Linked DNA regions of Mus musculus: regions 1 and 3 are each linked to region 2. The links are chromatin loops, found by intact Hi-C in ENCODE. Cell type or tissue: heart. All regions are shown on one strand.

What was found. Peaks named below come from ENCODE experiments on the same cell type or tissue, not always from the same donor. Only the 100,000 strongest peaks of a DNase experiment are listed, where the experiment ranks them.
Region 1: a loop joins it to region 2, with 5 times the contacts of the local background. A loop is called at or near these places in 2 of 42 quality-filtered maps.
Region 3: a loop joins it to region 2, with 2.6 times the contacts of the local background. A loop is called at or near these places in 5 of 42 quality-filtered maps.

Annotation. Positions count from the first base shown.
Region 1 is chr12:31,487,572-31,495,571 of GRCm38, forward strand. It overlaps Cbll1 (Casitas B-lineage lymphoma-like 1), which reads right to left. Exons shown (of 6, transcript NM_001253847.1): 2 at 7,011-7,178; 3 at 4,508-4,608; 4 at 3,941-4,024; 5 at 2,897-2,970; 6 at 1-743. Among named protein-coding and RNA genes, the nearest start is that of Cbll1, 8.0 kb to the right of the region's middle. In heart, a CTCF peak has its summit at 3,011; no DNase peak of the experiment used is centred here.
Region 2 is chr12:30,580,021-30,588,020 of GRCm38, forward strand. It overlaps Tmem18 (transmembrane protein 18), which reads left to right and starts at 4,423. Exons shown (of 5, transcript NM_172049.2): 1 at 4,423-4,542; 2 at 5,450-5,570; 3 at 7,180-7,234. The coding sequence starts at 4,486. In heart, no CTCF peak of the experiment used is centred here; a DNase peak (open chromatin) is centred at 4,601; H3K4me3 peaks cover 2,118 bases; H3K27ac peaks cover 1,339 bases.
Region 3 is chr12:29,933,698-29,941,697 of GRCm38, forward strand. It overlaps Pxdn (peroxidasin), which reads left to right and starts at 4,339. Exons shown (of 23, transcript NM_181395.2): 1 at 4,339-4,627. The coding sequence starts at 4,437. Gm31939 (a long non-coding RNA gene) reads right to left here and starts at 4,290. Exons shown (of 4, transcript XR_001780596.2): 1 at 2,737-4,290; 2 at 625-728. In heart, CTCF peaks have their summits at 4,803 and 5,713; DNase peaks (open chromatin) are centred at 814, 4,294, 4,864 and 5,794; H3K4me3 peaks cover 3,285 bases; H3K27ac peaks cover 3,980 bases.

The sequences.
Region 1 (8,000 bases), 910 kb after region 2:
TCTGGGCAATAATATGTCCAGGGGGAGGGGTTATTGGGGGTGGAGCAGAGGTCATTGGTGGAGGTGGAGCTTGGCTATATACCAAGTGAGGAGTACCTGCAGCCTGGGGAGGGTGTGGCATTGGATGGCTTATTGGTGGTGGAGGAGGTGGGGGTGGTGCGTAATGTTGCTGTGGAGGCATAATATGATGAGGGTGAGATACCACGGGCTGACCCTGATATTCAGGATGGTGATGAGCAGGTGCTGGGGCAGGAGGTGGTGGTTCTCTAGCACCTGAACTGGAGTCATCCTGAATAGGGACCGTTATTAAATTGCTGTGTTTTCTTGTTGAAATACGAAAGGTTTCCTGACTGACCGAACGAGGTGGAGGTGGAGCCATGGACAATTCTGCCGGAGGAGCACGAATATCCTCATGTGGCTGATTATAGTGCTCATGTGGCACATGCTGCAGAGGAGGCGGTGGCATCATGATGTGCTGCTTTGGAGGAATATGGCTCATATGATGCTTGTCTGGTGGCATTATGAACCGATCGGGGATGTCAGTTGGTGGGGGGGCAATAGGAGGATGAACATTCTCAAGTGAAGCACGGGTAACGGGCTTTCCAGCTCTCATATGGCGATGGTTGATATGAGCTTGTAAGTCTCTCTGAGACAGATATGTTCTCTTGCATCCTTGAACAATGCTACACATAAAGAGAGAACCTCGTGTGCACTGCTCAATCCGCTGCACAGGATCACTACATCTAAACAGGAAGAAAAAAATGATTTACTAAAGCCAAAACACAAACAGCACATTTAATTTAAGCTTTAATTTAAAATATAATATACTTGCAAAGTTAACAGTGAGTATTGAATTACTGTTAGTGGACCTCTAACATTTTCTATTTGTATCAGAAACTAATCATCAACATCTCTACCAACCAGAGACTATTTTTACCTCAGAACTCTAAACACCAAAATAGAATTTCTTAAGAGACCTTCTATTTCCCAATACTTACAGCTCATTAATATTCTCTAACTATAGTATGATTTACATAGAAGAATGACAAAGCAAAGGATCTATCATTTACAACCAGGGAGTTGTCTCTTTTCCTTGTAGGAGCTAGGGTGCTTCTAATTTGTGGCCACTTTGCACATTTCTTGCTTTTCAGCCATCTAATTACTACACAGTCAGAAACATATCCATGCTAAATAGGGTAAGGTCTTTTCTTTTGCATGATGCCCAAAAGCAGTAGCATATACTATTTAAATTAATTCTGGTTGGTAACTTTATTTCCTGCCCTTGGTTTGACAATTAAGACAGGTTTCTCTCTAGATAGCTAAAGACTACACTGGTGAAGTGCATACTAGAACACATTTAGTTACCTGAAAACTAAATTGCACTTTTAAATAGTAATAGTGAAACCTCTATGGGCTGGAGATATGGCTTGGCAGTTAAGGGCACTGAATGCTCTTCCAGAGGACCTGGGTTCAAATCCCAGCACCCACATGGCAGCTCACAACTGTCTGTTAACTCCAAGATCTGACACTCTCACACAGACAGGCATGCAGGCAGAACACCTATGCACATAAAATATAGGTAAATAAATTAAAAAAAAAATCTATGTAAAAGAGAGAATCTTTTAATGTTCACTACATTTAATGTTGCATTACATTTTAATTCTTTATCTTAATGGAACAATCACATGTTATATTAAGCTAATGCACAACACTGGGCTGGGAAAGGCATTAGAGAAATACTTCAACAAAGGCTACAATATATACTTCCAAATTTTATATTCTTCTGAATTATAACTCTATAGAACATATAGTAGTATCTTTTAAACACAGTATATATTTCATAATCTATAACTTTAAAAACCTAATGAAATATACCAAGAAAATCAGTTGTCATTGGGTCATTAACAAATCACCCCCTTTTTTTCTTAGCAAAGCCCATATCCTGCACCACAGAGGGGAAATCTTTTCTTACAGTTGTTTATAGTTTTGTTAACAATCAATGGTGTTCCTTGGGGTACTTTCAATTTTAGGTTTAGAGGATCTGGAAACCCTTGAGCTAATCCAAAGTTTCACTCCATTTTTCTCAAGGCTTTCTTATCAGGGGTTCCAAATTAATATAAATTTTCACTTTATTATAGAGCTATCCCAAGACAGATACCATGATGTATAACTTCGAGTCTATCATGATGTCGTTATCACCCAAAACACACCTGTTTGGGTTATTGGAAAACAGGAATAGTAGTGTTTATTATATGCCAATTCTACTGTTCATTAATCCTTACTTCATCTTAAAAAGAATACAGGGAGCCGATAGCTATAAAGCCACTTGTACCACACAGCTGATCAATAGTCAAATGGGGACCTGACCTCAACCATTCTAATCCTGGGGCCAGTGAGACAGCTCAGCAGGTAAAGTGCTTTCTATGCAAGCCTGCTCTTCTAAGTTCCATCCCCTGAGCATAGGTGAAGTTGGAAGGAGAGAACTACTCCACCAAGTTGCCTTCTGACCCTGGCACATGCTCATACCACCCGCCACATTATTCACATACAATTAATAATAAAAGATGTTAATTCTCACTTTGGAAAGAGGTTGTTCTCAATCAGCAAACCACGCTATACTTGCTTCCAGGTATGCCAGACACACACAAAAGAGAAAACAAGAAACCGCTCTGCTGTCCAACACTGTTCCCAGAGATGTCATCATTTCAGCTACTCTGAATGAACTGACAATGGCTAGCTCCATCTTCCAGAGAAGGGGAAAACTAACTCCAGGTTCACACAGAGTGGCTCAGCCAGCACGTTTGCATCCTTGTCTAGTCCCATTACTCCAAAACCTTTAACCCATCTTGCTTATAAGCCACTACTACTAGAACATCTAAAGATGATCATATCTTACCCTGGGCACATCTTATCTCCTTTTTTTTCATGTAAAATAGCACAGTCATAGCAAAAGACATGCTTGCATGGAATCTGTAGGCAAAAATATCATAGTTAAGCATCCTAGAACAAATTAGAAATTTTCAATACTAATTGTCAGTACAGTGATCTACCAACAGGAGGCACATAGGAGTTAAATGAAAACTTATTAAGACTATATACCAGAAGCAGCTAGGAGGGAGGGAGGGAGGGAGGGAGGGAGGGAGGGAGGGAGGGAGTCTGTCTGTCTGTCTGTCTGTCTGTCTGTCTGTCTGTCTGTCTATCTATCTATCTATCTATCTATCTATCTATCTATCTGGTTTTTCAAGGCAGGGTTTCTCTGCTTAGCCTTGGCTGTCTTGGAACAATTCACTTATCTCTGCCTTCTGAGTGCTGGGATTATCTATCTATCTATCTATCTGGTTTTTCAAGGCAGGGTTTCTCTGCTTAGCCTTGGCTGTCTTGGAACAATTCACTTATCTCTGCCTTCTGAGTGCTGGGATTAAATGAGGCATTAAAGTGGGTGGCATGCTCCATCACTGCCCAGCAACCATTTTTAATCACAAGTTTTTGAAAATGTTTTGAAAACTTTGGCTCTTTTTCCAATAAATACATGTCCATCTGTCCATCTGCTAACACACTGCTTTTTCTTTGTGGAGAAGGATCTCATGTTCCGCTCAGATTGCCTTACACTCTGATGTACCCAAGGCAACCCTTGATCTTACGATCCTTCTGCCTCAACTTCCAGAATGCTGGGACTAGAAGACTATCCCCCCTTGCCTGGTACCTGCTTCTATTTTCAGATACGTGAACCTATCAATGCTAAAATAGTCCCTGCAAGTAAAAAGCTCCTGAAAAAGAACTCTAAATGTGTTTTATCTTACCATGTTTCTCCTGAAACTATTTTAAAACAGTAAAAAGAATAATTATACTAAATTCATGGTATTATTAAACTCCCCCTAGCTTTTTTGTACATTATTATGTTATAAAATTAGTTATTAAAAAAAATCTTAGTTGTCCTTACCATTCTCCCATAGACTTTAATAGGCAGTCCACATTTGTCACAGAAATGTACTGGTGTATCGTCCTTTTCACCTAAGATGTTTATCTGTTGAAGTGATAATTAAAATTATCTCTTTAGGCAACTGTACTTTTCAATTCACACAGTGAAATGGTTAGAATTTCTTAAGTTGTTACCATAAACAGAAGTAAAAAGTGATTAGTATAATTCCATTTGCTTGTTCTTCTTCTTAAATAGCAGCTAATGATTTTACTTGGTTCTACCAAAAATTACTTCAAATTATTTTATTTATTTATTTTTTTGTTTGTTTGTTTGGTTTTTTTTTTTCTGAGACAGGGTTTCTCTGTGTATCCCTGGCTGTCCTGGAACTCAGAAATCCGCCTGCCTCTGCCTCCCAAGTGCTGGGATTAAAGACGTGAGTCACCACCGCCCAGCATTCAAATTATTTTTGAAGATGGTAAAAACAAGCAAGTGGACTTATGTGTGCTACACGTCACGACATACTAAAAATCCACACTTAGTGGATAAGTACTTAATGCCTAATTTCTAATTTTTCACTTTTAGTTATACCTTGAAATCCCAAAAAAGGTGTCCTGGAAATCTTCGCTGATTCCCAAAGAGTTCGCCTCCTTTACAGTCATATCGCTGTTCTTCGTTATAATCAAATCCTTCTGAGAGAAAAAAGTTACATTACATTTTCCAACTTCAAATTTCAATTTAAAGTATATTTATTTACATAACAAAATTAAAAGTATATATATTTACTGAAAAATGTTTCTGATAACTTTCAGAGATCTAAAAACATGAAAATCAAAATTCCTAAAACTACTCTAAAACAATAAAAAAACAAAAACAAAAAACTAAACCTATATTAAATTCATGTTATTATAAAACTTCCCTTAGAGTTTTGTATATAAAACTAGTTATAAAAAACGTAGTAAAAGTATTCTAGAGTCCTACCTCTACAACACCAGGCCTTAATTTTACTTACCGTTTTCCCACAGATTTTAATAGACAACTCACATTTGTCACAGAAATTAACTGGCATATCATTTTTAAACTAGAGTTTAAAATGCCGGCTGGAAGTAGTCTTCATGATCATTGAGTCCATCTCTAGTACTTTACAAATGACAACATACTGTGGGTACAGCAGCCACCATATAAGCCACGTGCCAGAGCCAAGAACAGACCTATAACCGAGTCTCTTATTCAATGCTCTTAGCAACTCCACTAACCACCTCTAATATAAAACCTCACCAATTATCACCATGTTGTTTACGGAACAGAATTTAGGAGTAAGACAGATCTTCTAGAACTTGAATGTATGTTAACAGCCAGATTTCTATTCTGGAATTAAAAAACCAATTACTCAGTATTTATGGTAAACAAAACATCACTTAAAAAAAAAACAAAACACACCCATAAATATTCTAAAGTATGGGCCAACAATCTGTTACTATAAAAGGCCACAGTACAAAACTTAGGCTTTCTTGGTCATATAAATCTAGTTAATTCTGCCACGCTAGTAGGAAAATAGCCACAAGGCAATACTCTTAACTGAACAGCAACTTTATCTATTTTAAAGGAACCAAACTTGGCCTGTAGACCAGCTTGCTGACTTCTAACAGATGGCAAGACAGGAAGCGGTTTTTATATTCATGAAACTAGGAAAGGCCTTTTAAAGAATATATTAAAAACAGGAGAGAGCAAGCTCTAGTTTAACTGGCTTCCTAGAATGTCCAAGTTCTTTACAGTAATATTTTATATACAAAGTTCAAAAGATAAATGAACTACACAGACATTTAACAAAGCCAATATTATAAAGAATTCAAAATTAAGAGAAAGGCAGCAATCAAAACAGAGCCTGGAACTGAGGCAAGAACTGGCGAGCACTATGAAAAGGCATCCAACCACACTTAGGCTCCTGCCTGTGACCACAGCACTGACAAGGCCGAGGCAGCAAGACTTTTGACCTTCAAGAGCAGAATGGCTATCCAAGTTCTGCCTCAAAAAAAGTTAAATTAATAGTGCAAAATACTGAGTATGTGAGTAGAAACTATACCACACCCTTTCTGAAGAATTTAGCAAGATCTGATATATTCTGAAATGTACAAATCAAGTCTTTAAAAACAGTCATTTGTTGTGTACATGATATGGAGGGAGGGGTCTGCACATATGGAGAGTGGTGGGTGGAGGTCAGTTCTCTCCTTCCTTTTAAATGGTTCTAGGATGAAACTTGGGTCACCAGGCTTAGGGCAATTACCCTCACCCATTTCAAGAATTTGGCCATCTTCTCAAGTCAAATTTTTAATATTCACATTACAACACAATTACGGCAAAACAAGTATCTACAAGAAAGTAAAATAAATTGTAGGATATCTACAGACTAAACATCTAGGACTACTCATTTGTTTGAGACAGGGTCTGTCCTCAAACATTAATCCTCTTGTCTCAGCTTCCTAAGTGCTGGGATTTCAGCCATGTGCCACCTCACCTGGGTAAAACTATATTTTATTTTTGGTTTTTCTAGACAAGATTTTTCTGTGTAGCCCTGTCTGTCCTGGAACTTGCCCTGTAGACCAGACTGGCCTTGAACTCAGAGATCTACCTGCCTCTGTCTCTGGAGTGTTGGGATTAAAAGCATTCACTACTACCACCCAGCTTACTTGAAAGATTTTTTTTTAAGGGGCACTAGCATCAGTTTTATAGAGGACCGTGAAAACAAATTTTACTTTTAATGTAATGCTCTGTGCAATACCAGGGGAAGGGCGCTTAAAAAGGGATAGAACTAAACTAATTCTAAAATAGGTTTAATAAAATCAGATGGATTACTTGATACACTCAGATAAACAAGAGAACTCTTTTTAAAATTTTACTTGTATTTATGTGCATTGGTGTTTTGCCTGCATGTATGACTACGTGAGGGTGCTGGAGTTACACACAGTTGTGAACTGCCATATGGGTGCTGGGAACTGAAGCTGGGTCCTCTGGAGGAGCATTCAGTGCTCTGAATCCCTGAGCCATCTCCAACCTGACAACTCAGTTTACACTCATTTCAGTTTACACCAGTTACCTTCATCACCTTGCGGGGCCTTTGCGGGCATCCTGCTGACAGTCCTTTGAGTCCGAGGTGCCGGCTTAACTTTGCTGGCTTGTTTGGAGATGAGCTTTATAGGGATTCTTCTGCGAACATCAAGACCACCCAAGGATCCAGAACTATTAGTGCCTTGTAACTCATTGTCTATATGAATGTAAGAAAAGAAATTGTAATTATGTTTACTTTTCTTTTTGAAAATTGTTCTACAACAAGTATAAAGATAAAATCAACAACATCAAACAATAAACTGAAGATCTTGGCTCTGATTTTAAATACTAGACTGGTAAGTGTAACTGCTAATAGTCTTTATTTGGGGTAAACCTTTAAAGAAATGCTTTCGGTTAAGCTTTAATTAATTAATTAATTAATTATTTATTTTGTCAGGGAACCCTTTCAGAAGCTGATAAAAATTATAGAACATTTATCTTTCTAAAAAATGAGCAATAAAAATTACCATACAATTCTATAGTAGTTTACAAAAAGATAACCCTCTTTAAAAGTCTAAAAACCTCTTACAGATTGTAAAGATTTTTAAAAATAAAGGAGAAAAAAAAATTGTCTTAACATATGTGCCTAATTATCAAACAGGTGAAGTAGCCATGCAGTAAACTTAGTAAATTTACATAACAAATTGAAAATGCAACCCTAAATCTGAAATATATTTGAAAATGAAGTTTTAATTTATTATGTTTAGGGGGGACTGCTGTGGAGCCACAGTGAATATGTGGAGGTCAGAAAACAATCTGTGGGAATCGTTTCTCCCCTCCAACCACCTGAGCCCCAGATGTTGACTTCAGGGCCTCAGCAGGTAGCAGTGTCACCCGTTACGCCACCTTACTGGCTTATGTGTTGGCTTTAAAGAGGTAATTATTCCCTTAAGCATAACATTTTTTTAAAAAATTATTCAACGGAAACAAAAATATATCATTTAATAGAACACATGCATTATTTGTACTATAACATTTC
Region 2 (8,000 bases):
TCCTCAGAACCAAGCACATTGGGTAGCAGATCATTGGAAGAGATACAGATATGGTCTTAGTCTTACGAACCTTTCCTAAGATGCTCTCAGCTACCTTCCAGGAAGTTCACCCGACTTTTCACAAGTGTTGGAGAAGTCACTTGGCACACAAGTTTTTAAGGCTCAGAGGTAGGAGCTTGTAGGGTAAGGCCATCAATAGTATTGGCCTGAAATCACCTGAGCACAGCTCTCCTGCTGGAGGATGCTCAACAGCACCACTGTTGTCAGTTACCAGAACACGACCATGATGACCTGCATGTCTCCTGACCAGTGCAGATAAAAGCCTAGAGACAGCCATCTTTCATGATCTCAATGGATGGGAGATTTCAGGGAAGGGGTGAGGGGGCTCCTTTCCCTTCCAGTGTCTCCTTAATTTTTTTTCTATCCTGATTCATTAAGGACTTCTAACCACCTGCTGAAACTGAGATAATTATCAACCCTGCCAGTTCTTGACAAAATTGCTTACTTATGAATAGCTCTCGCCAGTCTACCCTAATTATCCCTTTATTTAAACCTCATGTCACTTTCCTGAAGACAGACTTAGGGCAACTGAACTCCTGTATCTTGTTTCTATTCGCTATATGGCTGAAATGATTAAACCTTTATCTCTATTTTTTATCATTACTTATCACGTTCCTTGGCACATCAAGACAGTGGCTGAGTCTAGTCTCTCAGTACTCCCTGATGAGCTAGGTTTGCCCTAAAACTCCTCTAACAATTTAAACAGAAGACAATGGGAAAAAAATTGAAACTGTGAGACAAACACACATTTTCCAGGAATATATTGGTTATCAACGTTTATAAGGAAAGGAAGGGCTTGAATATATTAATTAAGTGGGAAAAATCTTTAAAGTACTCAATAGTTCTCATGTAAAATGTAAAGAACAGAGGAGTAAAGCTTTGAAATCATGTTAATCCATATATAAATTCATTCCATTCAATTATTTGGAAAATGCAAGCAGACTTACTGTGTGTTGCAAACCAAAGGTGCACTGAAGACAGGGATAGGTTTTGGTCCTGGGCTTGCATAGCAAAGAAGTGAGTCATTTAATAAACAGTAAGATAAACATATGCCCAACAAGAAATAAATGAATAATATGGGTAAAAATACTAGCAACGTTAAGCCATATCGTAGGTTGAACAGTGTCACAAGGAAGATATGAGAAAGTGGTAGCCAGAACCTACCAGGACAAAATGTAGCCATACTGAAGTCCCTACAGATGGGATCATGTTTAGGTGAAACTGTGGGAGGTCAGGCTGGGCTCAAACCAAAAGAAGAAACTCAGAAGGAAGACCCTGCCCACCAAATGTGTGTTGGGTTTCTGCAGCACCCGGATTGAGAGGAGGTCGGTAGAGTGTGCCAGGGCCTTCAGGAGCTGGACTCGCTCATCAGCCCGGAACACTCGGGAGCTGGACTCGCTCATCAGCCCGGAACACTGATCTCCAGGAGCGAGGGATCCTTCTTCCCCTCTAATCTTCCACCAGAGTTGCCGGTACCTTGTTAGAGCAGCCCAGAGACGCCAGCACACAGAGGACAAGGCTGAAGAGGTGAAAGTGAGCAGCCAGGGGACTCCAAAGGCCTGGATGACTGTGAGGACACCATGGCATCAGAGCCAAAGGGCTGGGGGACAAAGGGAGGAGCGCTGAGAAAAGAAGACAGGGCCTGGCCAGAAGAGGAGGGCCTGGCCTGACAATGGAAGGGGTAAGGGGTCTCAAGGGCAAAGGACAGCTGTGAAGTGTTCACACGAAGCACTTGAGAAGTCTTGTCTGTGTTGAGAGATCTCTAGCTGTGGCATAAAGAACTGTCTGTGAGACAGAAGCCTGCGGCAGGGACACAGTACAGGTGTAGAGGAAATCGTAGACTTCAGGTACCTCGAAATGAAGGTAAGAGTCCTCATGTGCTGCCTGTGGAGGAGTTTGAGCTGGGGCAAGCCAGGGAAAGCAATGCAGATCGCTTAATAATAGGTACTCATGGCTGACTCCACAGCCTAGGAATTCAGTCCCATGTCACCATCATGGATGCTTTTAATTTCCTTGGTTGCAAATTGGCCAGAAGGGTGGACCCCATCACCATGACAGAGCAACTACAGTTACTCTTCATTTCATATCCTCACTGATGTCGGTCCAAAAATCATCAGGAATAGCTAACCCACACACCAACTCTAAACAAATGACACTAAAACCACTGAATAGGGAGGGTCCTCGGCTGGGTATCGTGGACACGCCCTGTGTTCCTTAAAGCACAACTTTAGAGCACATCCAAATGACCTTGACACCACCACCAGCTTCTCCTCCCACTCCTCCTCCCCCACCCCTCCTCCTCCTCTTCTTTTTCTTCCCCATTTCCATACCTTTGGTGAAGAGGCATACTTTGGGTGGAGCACATACCTGAGAAGCAGAGTAGCCCAAATCTGAAAAGTACAGAGGAGGTAACAAAGACAGCCTGGGCGTGCCTCTGGGAGAGAGGAGGAAGCCTTAGGTTGGGCAATGCTAAATGGATGGAGGATATTGGACTACTACATCAGAGCCCATTAAACGGTGAAGAAGACAGACTATGACTGTCACTGTTCAGACTAGTGGAGGTGGCTATGGCATCAGTGATCACACCACCAAGGGAAAGAGCAAGCCCTGATCATATGACAGAGGCCATGCACGTGTGCACAGGTTTATGTTCTGACATAAAGACTTAGAATCCTGGGTCCTCACTGTTTACACGAGCAGTTAGGAGAACTTCACACATGAACTAATTGTGTTTAACAGCCTCCTGTGGATTGACTTAAAACCATTAAACAATGCATTACCAGTTCATATTCCATGGCCTGCCCCTTCTCCAATAACATGTGTAAAAGTAAGATGGCTCAGTCTGCATGATCGTGGATACTCCAAACTGTCCAGTGTTATGTCACCCTTGAGCAATCTACCACCCCAGAATTGGGATAGCATCGCCAGCCACACAAGGTTACTAGGGCCATGTTTATCCCATAGATCCATAGAAACACCACTATCTTTGTCTATTCTAGATCAATGAGTTAGGATGTGAATGGCCAAGGGGAAGAATACTGTGCCCATCCTACATCTGCAAGTACTGACTGTATATTCATTGCTGGCCTTGGGGGCAGATACCATATGCACCAGTCTACTGGATAGGGCTGCTTCACTATGTCCTATTGATGGAATGTCTATCTCGGTTTCGTGGGACAGGAATCCTGTGGTACAGACACCATTGGCAGCCCATTTCTCTGGGTAAGGGCTGTGTGGATTATAGGATTCAGCTGCTATCTATCCAGCATGGTGAGACCTGACACTATATTCATCCTGGGACTTTTTATTTCATTTTATTTACATCCCAAACGCTACCCCCTTCAGGTCACCCCTCACAGAGACCCTTTCCCACCTTCCCTATCTCCTCTGAGAGGGTGAGCCCCCACTGGGTATTCCCCCAACCCTGGTGCATCAAGTCTCTGCCAGATTAGTCACATCCTCTCCCACTGAGGCCTGTTGGGCTATGGATACCACAGTCAGGCTACAGCTTTAGGAGAGCCTCTGCCCCAGTTGTGTGTGTGTGTGTGTGTGTGTGTGTGTGTGTGTGTGTGTGTGTGTGTGTGCACATGGAGACTGAGCTGCGCCTTTGCTGTTTATGTTTCAGGGGCCTTGGTCCATCCCATGTGTGTTCTTTGGTTGGCAGCTCAGTTTCTGAGAGTTCCCAGAGGTCCAGGTTAGTTACTCTTTTGGCCCTCATGTGGGGTTCCCAGCCCCTTAAAGACCTTCAATCCTTCCCCCAACTCTTCCATAAAAGTCTCCGACCTCAGTCCAGTGTTTGGCTGTGGGTCTCTGCATCTGTCTCAGTCAGCTGCTGGCTGGAGCCTCTCAGAGGACAGCTATGCTAGACTCCTGTCCCCAAGCATAGCAGGGTATCATTAATAGTGTCAGGGATTGGTGCTTGCCCATAGGATGGGTCTCAAGTTGGGCTGGTTATTGGTTGGCCATTCCTCCAGTCTCTGCTTCATCTTTGTGCCTGCATTTCTTTTAGGCAAGACAAATTTGAGGTGAAAAGTTTTGTGGGTGGGTTGGTGTCCTTATCCCACTGGGGTAGAAGTGGGATTCCTGCCGGCTGCCTGGCGGGCTACTGGAGCAAGGATGCCATCGGACCCTGGCAAACTCTCCCCAGCCGCCGGCTGCATCTGTGGAACCCACGAACCCTCCGCTTTCTGGGCAGTCTGGAAGAAACAGAACTAGGTGAGCACGTTGACACTTCTTACAGAAATGCACTACTGCAATAACGAAAGTTGGACGCTCTTTTAAAAAAAAAAAAAAAAAAAAAGTCAGAACTCTCGCGAGAAGAGCCAAGCGCCAGGTTCGTACCCGTAGATCTCGCGAGAAGTCTAAGCGCCTTTCCCGGCTGTCGGAAGCTGCGGACTCGTCCCGGCTGTTGGGATCCCTGGCGCGATGTCGTCCGCATACTCAGTCCGATCCTTCCCAGTCAGCATCCCTGCGGTGATCATGGTAACTCGCAGGCTCTAAGTGGCGCCGGCGTTTGGTGGGGTTTGCTAGTTCTTGCGAGAACTGCGCAGGGGCGGGCGGGCTGCCTGAAGCCGCTCCCTGCTCCGCTGGATGGGGCAGCTCCCGGGTGCGCACCGGCCGTCCTCTGAGTCCCCAACACCAGTGTTCACCCCGGTGGCGTCTTAGCGCCATACATTGACTTCCCTGCCAGTGTCTGGAGAGACTCTCAAGTGCGCTGTCTTTCCGATGTGGCACAGAAGAGATGAGCGTTACCCAGTAACTGGACTTCAAGCTGTCCCCAAGAGCTTTAGGGCTCCAGATAGAGGAGCTGGTCTTGCCTTGCGGAGCCGTGCCCTTGGAAAATGGCATGGGAAGCTCTAAGAAGTCGGGACTAGGAACTTAATATTAGTTGGAGACAGAATCAGAAAGATTGGAGCCTTGGGGACTGTACTTAAGACCCCAAAGCACACTAGCCGGCTGCATGGTGCAGAAGTGTCAGGGACAGTCAGCTCTGCAGGTTAGGATGGCTCTCATTTCCAGACCTCCATGCACAGAGGAGCTTGGTGTACGCAGCTTCACACATTCCAAGTTAACATGACTTTACTTAGCTCGTTAGTTTAGTTGATAATAACCCTCTAGATTTCACCCAGTCCAAAGAGGCAAGTGGACAGTAGTTTCCATCCTGTGTGCTCAGACTTTAAAATCTTTATATAAAAATCTGTGACTGTGTTTGCAATTGAGGCATCGCTGTTTCCTCTCGCTTGCTCCTGCTTGTCTGAGAGTTCTGGTTGTATACAAACACCAATGGAAGACCCCCAAACTCAATGGAAGGGACCAGTAGCTCCCACTCCCCACAGGAAAGCAGTTTCGTTTCGCTGCCCTCCAGGTTTCTAACGCTATCTCCTCACAGGAGACAGACTGGACAGAGCCGTGGCTCCTAGGACTCCTTGCCTTCCACCTGCTGTGCCTCCTTCTCACTTGCTTCTCCTCACAGAGGTATAAGCTACAGATCGGGCACTTCCTGTGTCTGGGTGAGTAGGAGAACCTTGAATCCCTCTGCTCACTCTCATTGCTGCGATACTGCCCCTGGGTTTGTTTGCGTTGTGTTTTCACAGCGTTTCCCAAGCCTTCATTTCTATATGGAGATCATGAAGTAATCTTTGGACATGTTCTAGGTTGGTCACTAAGGATGCCAAACATCTGTACACTAAGATGTTGATTCTCTTATGCTGACTCTTACACAGATAATTCCTGCTTTGAGTTCAGTGCAATTTATCTCTCATGTAGATGTTTTCTTGCTGGGGTTAGTCCCATACTGCCTGCTCTGGAAATCAGACTATGCATATAATATTACTTTTGGTTATTTTTAAAGATAATGGCTTTAGGAATTCTATGTAGGGATTAATTAGGTACGTGAAATGGAGAAAGATAGAGTCTTTATTGCACAGAAACAGGCACACAGTAAAAGTTCTGGTACTTGGCCAAATGGGGACATTCACTATTTTGGGCCCCTCAGTTGGGTCAGAAGGATACAAAGTAAAATGTCAGGAAGAAAAGATGAGTAACAGCTGACTGGCCTAGGTGTGAGGTCTGGCCCCAGTGAAAATAAGTGTTCAGAGCCCCCAAAATACAGGGTGGGACATGGGAAGGAAGCTGGCTCATAGGTCAGATACCACAATCCCCAGGAGCAAAGTGTCCCAAACTGAGTGGTTACAGGGTAAATACTTGATTTTTGTGGACACTGGAAGGGTGGGGAGAGTTTTCTTGATGAGTGGAAAAGCTGATTTTAGACAGTTAACCAGGGAACCGAGAGGCAGGAAATGTGAGCTTACAACAGAAAGGTGTCCATTCTTCATTTGGAATATTTTACCTGAGAAATTTTGGGGTTACACTGGTAAGCAAAATAGACTCCTAAACTTAGCATGGCTTCCTTGGGGACACTTGGGATTCAGTAGTTAACCATAGAAGCTTTCTAATTGTCCTGGTGCCAGTTGTAATGATTCTTTTGATAAGAACTGAGGTCTGTACATGGGACTATATGGAGGAGCCTGAGTTCTGCAGGCAGAGTGGAGAGGCATAGGGGTGAGCAGGTGAGAGGGCCAGGTTGAGAACTTGGTGCAGAGCTAGTGTGCACGGCAGTCTCGGGGGAAGGACCTTGAAAGATGGATCAACTTCTTAAGATTAAGGACAATGCATGCACTTGCAGTTTGGAGAGGGATAACCCTAGGAGTTCTTGGGGAACCCCAGACACTGCTGTGTGCTCTGTATGCTTTATGGCTCATTACAATCTCAGAGAATAAAAAACCACTGCAGTTGCTTACTTCCTCTTCACAAATGCTGAGGTGATAAGACCGAGATTTGCACCTGGATCCTGGTGGTGGTCCTGCCAGGATAGAACGGCTTCATGGGAGTTTGGGTAAGACCCTTGGCATGTCACAGATGTGTTGATCTTTTTCTGATTCCTATTAAGTGGGCATATTTTATAACTTGACAATTTTAGAGTCCTTACCATATCATAGTTAAAATAGGAATTACATTTGGTTTTGGTATTCTGTTGAACACGTAAAGATCTATTATCTCGTTCTCTAGTGATTGTAATTGGTCACAAAATTCTAACATAAGTTTTCTATGTTTTCTTAGTAGTGTTAGTCTATAGTGCCGAGTACATCAACGAAGTGGCTGCAGTGAACTGGAGGTAAAGTTGGCTTCTCATGCTCTCGCCTCTGCCTCAGTCTTCCTCCACAGTGGCACTTTCACATGGCACTTTCTAAAGAAAAGATGAAGCTCACAGGGAAATTGAGGACGCCAGGAATCGTGGCCACATAAATATTGAACAGCCTATACATATGGGGTTAGGCCTTAAGAAATAAATTAGTTAAATATTTTCTTGTTTTTGACCAAAAACTAATAATTGTATTTATTAGAATAGTTAAAAGCTCCTCATTGGTGGTTGACTGTCCCTCGTGAGCTCTTAAAGGTGCTGACCAATAATTACAGCCTGCGAGAAAACACTGGGAATATTAATAAGGGGGAATTTGAGAGAATATTGAGCATGTGCTATTATTTGAGAGGAAGTTGGCCTTCCTCCTGCCCTCTCCCCTTTTCACTTGAAAACAACTGTCCTATACCTACACAGTGCCAGAGCCTCCACAGTTACTCCCTGCTTCCCCAGCCGCAACCCTCGCGCCTGACTTGTCCTAACTGATTCTCCTGTCTCAGAGCAGATGACTCCCAATGTTCCAGTGTGTCCTTAGTCACTCAGGAGCAAGCACAGAACTGTATTGGTGCCCATAGCCTCTTCTGTAGCCCCTCCTGTGGGCCCCTTGCCACAGCAGATGTGTGTTGTCCCTTCTTCTGGTCAGTGTCCTCCTGACCTCTCACCACACACATGCACATGCTCTCAGCTTTGTTTCAATAAGTCAGACTATCTGGGATCTTTCTTCTCTCCAGAAGATAGGCTT
Region 3 (8,000 bases), 650 kb before region 2:
GGTAAGAGAAAGGCTGAGGCCCTGTTGCCTGGCAGCAGGGGAGGGGCAGGGGGCTTGTCTACAGGTAAGAGCTCTTACACAGTTCTGACAACTTGTCAGCCTACCTTGCAAAAAACACAAAACAGAGCTAAGACAGCGTTGGATCACTGAGGGGTGGGACCACACCTTGGCTAGGACCCCTTAGTTATACATTGTTTCCGGTCCTGTATTTAAGCCTAAACCTCCCACCAGGATCCTGAAGGTGAGCTCATGGAAGGGAGGGGGTTGCTTGGGCCCAGGCTTTGACTCAAGCTCTCTGATGACATTTGACTCAGAGGTTGTCATGAGGCTCTATATTGAAAACACCTGCATGGTTGAAAGACCACACGATAAATGGATGTCATGAACCAGGAATAGTGGGAGGGGAGCGGGCAGTGGGACAGCCGCTGTTCACGGTGTCTCAGCACCCTCACTGGGTGGAGGTGTTAGAACACGCCTTCACTGAGTATTTCTGTCTCTTTGCCTGAGTATCAGCACCAGAAAGAAATGTTTTCTGTGGAATAAGAAACAGGTTGCAGGCCAGATGGAAGGACTTGGAATGTGCTTATAAGAGGGAAATGGGAATTCGCCCATCAGAAAACTCACCCGAAGGCCAGTCTGGAGATGTTAGACTCCCACGAGCCTCCAGTGTTCACACGAAGGAGATGATGATCAAAAAGTGTGTGAAGGGATCCAGTGTAAGAACTTTGCTGGGAAAACACAACCCTTCGTTCCTTAGTCATGGCCCTGGCTCTGAGTCCCCACCATGCTTCATTGTGCAGAGCTGAAAAGCTGGCCACTATTTCCTCTGAGTCATCCTCTGAGACACAGACACAATGGGGGAAGGGAGGGGAAGTAGATGGATGGCTAAGTGGCTGGATAAGTGGGCAGGAGGGTGAGTGCGGGAGATGGGTCAGTGAGGAAGGGAAGGAAAAAATGAGGGGGTGATTTGACAGAGACACAAAAAAATATAAAAAAGAAAATCTGCTGAACAATCCCTCCTGCCTCAGGTTCCAGCTTCTCACTTTTCCCTAGAGGCCACCCTAACCATTTTCTTAAAACAGTTATACCCATCCATCTACCTGTCTAGGGTGGGTGGGTAGATAAGTAGGTGGATGAATGAATTGAGTGGTGAGTGGGTAATTGCTGAAAGAGCAGAAAGAAGGATAGATAGCACTATATAGGTAGGTGGATGATAGACAGATAGATAGGTGATAGATAGATGGATGATAGACAGGTAGATGGGTGATAGACAGGTAGATGGATGATAGACAGGTAGAAGGATGATAGACAGGTAGATGGATGATAGACAGGTAGATGGATGATAGACAGGTAGATGGATGATAGACAGGTAGATGGATGATAGGTAAATTAATGGTAGACAGGTAGATAGGTGATAGGTAGATAGACAGGTAGATGGATGATAGACAGGTAGATGGGTGATAGGTAGATGGGTGATAGACAGGTAGATGGATGATAGGTAGATGGATGATAGACAGGTAAATTAATGGTAGACAGGTAGATAGGTGATAGGTAGATAGACAGGTAGATGGATGATAGACAGGTAGATGGGTGATAGGTAGATGGGTGATAGACAGGTAGATGGATGGGTGTAACTGTTTTAAGAAAATGCTTAGTGTGACCTTTAAGGAAAAGTGAGAAGCTGGAAACTGAGGCAGGAGAGATTGTTCAGCAGAATCTTTTTTATATTTTTTTGTGTCTCTGTGTATAATGCATGTTTGTGGGTTTTGTACCCATGTATGCATGTACAGGCTAAAGGTTGACTGGTTAGACTAGGTGGACAGCAAATTGCATGGAGCCACCTGTCTCCCTCCACTCCACCAAAGCCCACAGGCTGGGGTTACAGACCTCTCCCACTACACCAGGCTAAACACGGACATTTGAGGGCCAAACTCAGGTCCTTCTGCTTGTACAAGAGAGGTGCTTTCCTGACCAAGCCACCTCCTCAGGCTTTTGTAGCAGAATTTCTTCTCTGGGAAAATCCAGGTTTTCCTCTCAAGACTGAGGAGATTTACTAACATCAAACACATTTGTGAGATTCCTCTCTCTAATCGAAGCCCACTGGTCAGCGTTAACCACGTCAACAAAGTACCCGCAGGGGAGCATCTATTCTTAAAAAGTCACAGGAGGCTTTTTTCCAGCCAAATGAACACAGAAGACCAAACGTCACAGATGGCTTAAGAAAAAGCGGCTGCACTGAACGGCAAAGCTTTACTTTGTGACACCTGGAAATGGAGCTCTTGCTGTGGGTGCTAGAGATTGGGAGTGTTTCAGATGTCTGGAGTGGGACTATTGTACCAGCGTGATGCTGGAAACATGGACTGATACGCCTGGTAAGAACTTAACACAGGAGATGAGCTCTGCCTGCAGGGATGATAATCTCCAGGCTATGGAAAATCACAGTGTGGGGACTACCCAAGGGTTAAGGGGGGAAGTGCAGAGTTTAAGGAAAAAAGATTTATTTTGGTTTCTGGTATCACACACTTGACTAAGATTTTCTAACAAGTCGGTGAGGCATGTGGCCTAGGGACCCTGGATTTGTAGCTGCCGTTGAAGGCAACGCTGTCTTGTACTGGACAGGGTCCATCGGGCTCCTGACTTGTACTAACTGCAGCAGATAGGAGTCTGGTTTCTATCACAGTACACGGGCTTGACTGTTCCATCTTGCCCTGTGCTCATCTCGGCTGCAATACATACCTGGGAATTCTGCCCTCATGGAAACTTAGATCTGCTTCTGCAGGAGCTCCAGGCAGTGAAGGTCTGTTCTGCTGGGGTGGGCAGCCTCTCAGGAGGCTTTGGGGTTGAACGATTCTTACTCTCAGGAGTGTGGCCTGGAAAGTGATAGCATGCTGGCAGTTTAGCAGGAAGGCCTGAATCCCGATCTCTCTCTGGAATACATGCTGCAGGTGGTCGGAGGTATTCCAGTCATGGAGAGATCCCAGTGACTAGGAACTGGAGCCTCCTCCAACAGCCTCCAGTTCCCCCACCGTACAGCCTGGCACAGTGCATCGGAAGTCTCCTGACAGTGCCTGAGTGTGACCCCATCCCTGGGCAGTACCCTGATGCCCAAGTCAGAGTGGAAACACAGTAGTTTGCAGGTCAAGATACATCTGGTGTCTTGTTTTTTTTTTTTTTCAATAAAGTAACAAAACACGGAGGGAAAACTTAAGAGAGAAAGATCTGTGTTGGCTCAGAGTTTCAGAGATTTCAGTCTGCCTGTCCAGAAAGGCCTGGCAGAACTGGGTAACTCCCTTTACATAGCCAGAAATCACAGAAGGAACACCTGGGCTGTTGGACTTTCCTCTCCATCTATCCTATTACACTGCCAACCTATGGGTGTCATTCTGGTTCTTAGTAGGTCTTCTCCTTTTAGGTAACTTTCTATAAATTCCCCCAGAGTTGAGTTTTATACTCTCCTAGGTGCTCAGTCCAATCAAGTTGAGAATCAGGATCAACTGTCACACCTGGGCTCCAGTTCCAAACCTCACATTTAAGACCTCTGCTCCCTTGGTTGTATTGCCTAACCTGGCCTTCCTGGCTGAAGAATGGAGAGACTGGAACCCCAGGGAGAATCAGAGAACTGTATAAAGTGTCAGCATTCAATCTTGCAGAGTACACTCTGATGTTAACCTCAGGGCTTCCCTTGTCTTAACGCTGTCCACGCAAAAGCCATCCCATCTTCCCCACAAGGGTTCCTCATTGGCGGTGAATGTTGGAGACCTCAGGAATCTCTCGCTAGGGAGCTTCTATTTCTGCAGCACAGCCTTCCCACAAGCTGTGCACTGGGGGGTGGGGAGGTTGCTGTGCCTCAGTTTCTCAAGTAGGAACGAGGAAAACTAGAGATAGATGTTTTGTGTGGGAACAGTGGTGGGCACGGAGGCAAAAGAGGCAGTGCCGCGAAAGCTCACTTCCTAGAACACAACAAAATTTGTAAGTATTCAAAAAAGGTATTACTAGCAACAAAACCCTTGGATACAGGGAGAAAGGATGATAAAGGGATGTGGGGTAACTTTGTTGTGGTACTGCAGTTTTAAAAGCAGAATCAGGGATCCAATCTCTGTCCCAAGCGACACCTCTGCACCTCTAGGAGCCCCCCACAGTGGAGTCTGTGTGCACTGGTCCTGCAGTCCAAGGAGGCCCTGCTGCACCTCCGAGAAGGGTCGCTAGGTTCAGACACCAAGGCCCTGGTGATTGCCCAGCCCCCGCCCTCTGCGAAGCTAAGAGGGGGCGGAGCCACGCGCATGTGCACAGCTGGCGCCCCCCTCCCCGCCCCCCGCGCACAGCTGGGACGTGGGCCGGGGACCGGAGGGCTCAGTTGGGAGCCGGCGGTGGACGCGCCCGCCGAGGCCTCCTCCGCTGCTGTTCACGCGTGCCAGCTCCTGTCCGCGCCATCTGCCATGGCCGTGCGCCCCACGCGCCGCTGCCTGCTGGCGCTCCTGCTGTGCTTTGCCTGGTGGGCCATGGCGGTGGTCGCCTCGAAGCAAGGGGCAGGCTGTCCAAGCCGCTGCCTGTGTTTCCGTACCACCGTGCGCTGCATGCATCTGTTGCTGGAGGCCGTGCCCGCCGTGGCGCCGCAGACCTCCATCCTGTGAGTGCGGCCCGGAGGGCGCTGGGGTCTGCGGGACGTGCGATTCAGGGGGATCGAGGGGCGTGGGTATCTTGGGGGGCAGGGGTACTGGTTTGGAGAGGTGGGCTACCCCGGCGTCCGGCGCAGGGTGTGCTGGGCCTTTTGTCCGTCCTGGCTAGGACGCCAGGGGCGGACCTGAGCGCTTAGCGCGCGGCCTGGGGAGCCGCCTTTGTTCAAACTCGGAATCTCCCGCTGGACCGGGAAGTAGTAGGGAGTCGCCAGGGAAAGCCCCGCGCGTCTCTCGAGCCCTCCCCGCCTGGCCTTCCCTCCGGTGTCTTCTCAACTTTCTCTCCACTCGGGGTTCCTCTCCCTCTCTCTTCTCTAAAGCGCAGGCCTGGGGTTGGGTCGTCCCTCCTCCGACCCCTTCTTTCTCCATCAGTGTACCTGCCCCCCTTTCTCCTCCTTCTGGAAGGATGCCCACCCCACATCACCCTGCGCCAAGGAAACCTCTTGCAGATTCTGGGTCCCGCGGCGCCACAGCGCCAAGTGTACTCCCATCGGCTTCTGCGCTGGAGCCTTCAAGTTCGCTGGGTGTCCTGAGGACTCTGTTGGGCGCAGCCCTTGTAAGGAGCTTTTTCTTTGCTTGGAAGAAGCTTGGCGTTCCAGGTGCCATGGAGGGCCCACCATCGTGCGGGTGGCCAAGTTCTGAGCAGCTCTGGGACTCTCCTCTTGCTGTTTCTACTCAGTTGGTCAGTTTCGCAGACGTCCTCCACTTCCTGGCTTTTTCACCTGGAGTTGTGCTTTGCGCCTTCACCGAAAGCCCCCAGATCTGAAGGAATCCCAGTGCTGCAGAGTTGGCTGCAGGCCTCTGTGTGTTCTGAGATTTGGTTCTGTGAAGGAAGGCATGCGTTTAGGGGCCAACTGTAATTCAGGGTCCTGCAGCTGCACTTCTGCATTCCAAAAAGAGTTTTCACTTTTTTGTGGCTGGGCTGGAGGACTTTGGCATCTCTGAGGATGCCTGCGAAAGTTATAAAAATCTGAGGGAACTATTCAAGGAGTGGGCGGTCGGTCAGGGCTCTCACTTCTAAAAGTGCATGGGTGTCCTACTTCCTCTGGGGGAGATTGTGCGGGCCGCACGCGGCCAGTCTGGGGTGGGAATGCCTAGCCTAGTCCTCTAGAGAGCTAAATAAGGCTTCCATTCCAGAGGGTGTGGATGGTCAGCCAAGGCTGCATCTGAGAGGACAGACAGTGTGCTTTAAACCAATAAACTTTTTAAACTGGGCCAGAGTGGAACGTCTCCAAATACAGAGAATTTCTGTAGTGACTCAATGGCCAAAACTTGGACCCTAGAGTCATTTCTCACATCTGGGCAAAGTCAGATTCTCAGACTGTTCCCAATTCTTAGTTGCTTTCTGCAGCAGTGTTTTTACATGAGTGCTGTAGAACCCAGCAGGAGTCCCCCCACTCTGCCTTGTATGCTACCATGCCACATAAAAATTTAGTGTGTGTGTGGAGGGGTGGGGGGGCGGGGGCAAGCTTAGTGGTTAAAGAGGTCTGCAGCAAAGCTTGACAACCTGAGTCTTAAGGCCCACATGGTGGAAAGAGAGACCTGACTCCTGCCTGCAAATTGCCCTCTGACTTCCAGATGCATGCCACATGCCCCTCCCTCCCTCCTTCCTCCCCTCCCTCATATACAGGAATAAACTTTTTAAAAAGTAATTTAAAAAATTAAATGCAGCAAGGGGTGTATAAGGTTTCCAGAAAAACACCAGAGATGCTGTTTGAAAGATTTCCCCAGAAGGTATGTGTGCCGAAATTCAAACTTTGTACTTTTATGGATGTCTGAAAGTTTCCTGAAAGGTTTTTGTAACAATAACACTTGGTATCACTGACTCCAGTGTACCAGGTAAGCACTTGACAGAACTCATGCAAAGTTAGCTTCATTCTGTGTCTGGGTGCAGGCTGGTATGCGTCAGGTGGCGCTTTGGGGCAGTCACACATAAAACACTGCTTTCTTTCAGCTTCTCGGCCCACTTCCTGCTCTCATGTACATGTTGATATTTTATATTTTTCTACATAGGAGACAAAGGTATCGCTCAGTGGTAGAGAGCTTGCCTTAGCATGGAGGCCCAGAGTTAGAGCCCTCTTTTAAGTACAGCTGAGAAAGGAAACAAAGGAACAATGGTTAAGTAGAAATTGGACATAAAAGATGTTAATTTGCAAGCCCCCATCCCCCAAGGCAGTGGAATCACTGCCTAAGAGCCCCACCCCCACTCAACCTCTCCGAAGACCAAATCCAGTCCTTCCCTTCCCCAGTGTTTCATACTTATGTTTTGACCTGAGAGAATGCCAGATTGTTTGGGGCTTCACAGTGGTCTTAGGTTAGAACTGGCTTTGCTCTCTAGCATCTGGAATTTCAAGGTGGTACCCTGCTTCTCTCTGTAGCTTGGAAGGCTGGTAGAAACAGCTGCCTGGTACCCTGGCCTTCTTGGGGAAATAGCCTTTAAAAGGCAGCACTGGGTTCTTCTGTAGGCACTGGGTGTCTCACCTGACAGCCTGTCTGCTCCTTTCACATCCTTTTCTGCCCCCTGAAGCCTCCGTTATTGAGGTCATGGGAACTGAGCCTGAAAAAAATAACATCTGCTGGGCATTCCAGGGCACTCCAGTGCCAGGGAGTTATTATAGACTGGTGGTGTGGCAGAAGCCCTGGTACGGGAAGGACCGAAGCTATGAATTTGGGAGAGCTCTGGATTCCATGCATAGGCCCCAGAGCAGTCAGGGCCTGGCCTCCTAGGCCTCTGTCAGTCTGTCAGAGGCCTGGTGCTCCTGCTTAGTTTCTGATTGCCTCTAATGTGTTTGGACTTGTGATATGGTCTAGACTAGCTATTTTAGTCGACCTTGTAGGCTAACAGCTTTCCCGAAGGAGCACAGGGTAATTTTCATGTTCAGGTGTGCCAGGCCTATGTGGGACGGAGGAGGTTTGCAGAGCTCTGGTAGCCAGCACTTGCTGACTCGTGCACATGGGTGAAATTCCCAAATAATGCTGTTACCGAGACACCAAGAGGCACCCATAGGTATGGAGATGGATGTTGTTGTCTGGCATATCTTGTCCTGTTTGTCAGAGCTGTTCACAGTTTGTCATCTACCAGCACCTTATCTCCAAATAAGGCACCAAAGAGAGAGCAGCTTCCTCCAGACTCCCCACGTAGACTCAGTCACCTTCCCCTGGGGAGCACGATCACCCTTGCCTGAAGACTGGAGAAGAGCCTGGGGTAGTGTTCAGCAGGCTCTCCATTACTAGCATTGCCAGGAGTGTATGAACTATGAACTTCACAGCAAGTTCCCTGGCTCCTGACCGTGTCCTAGGGACACCCTTGGCTCTAGTTTCTTAGCA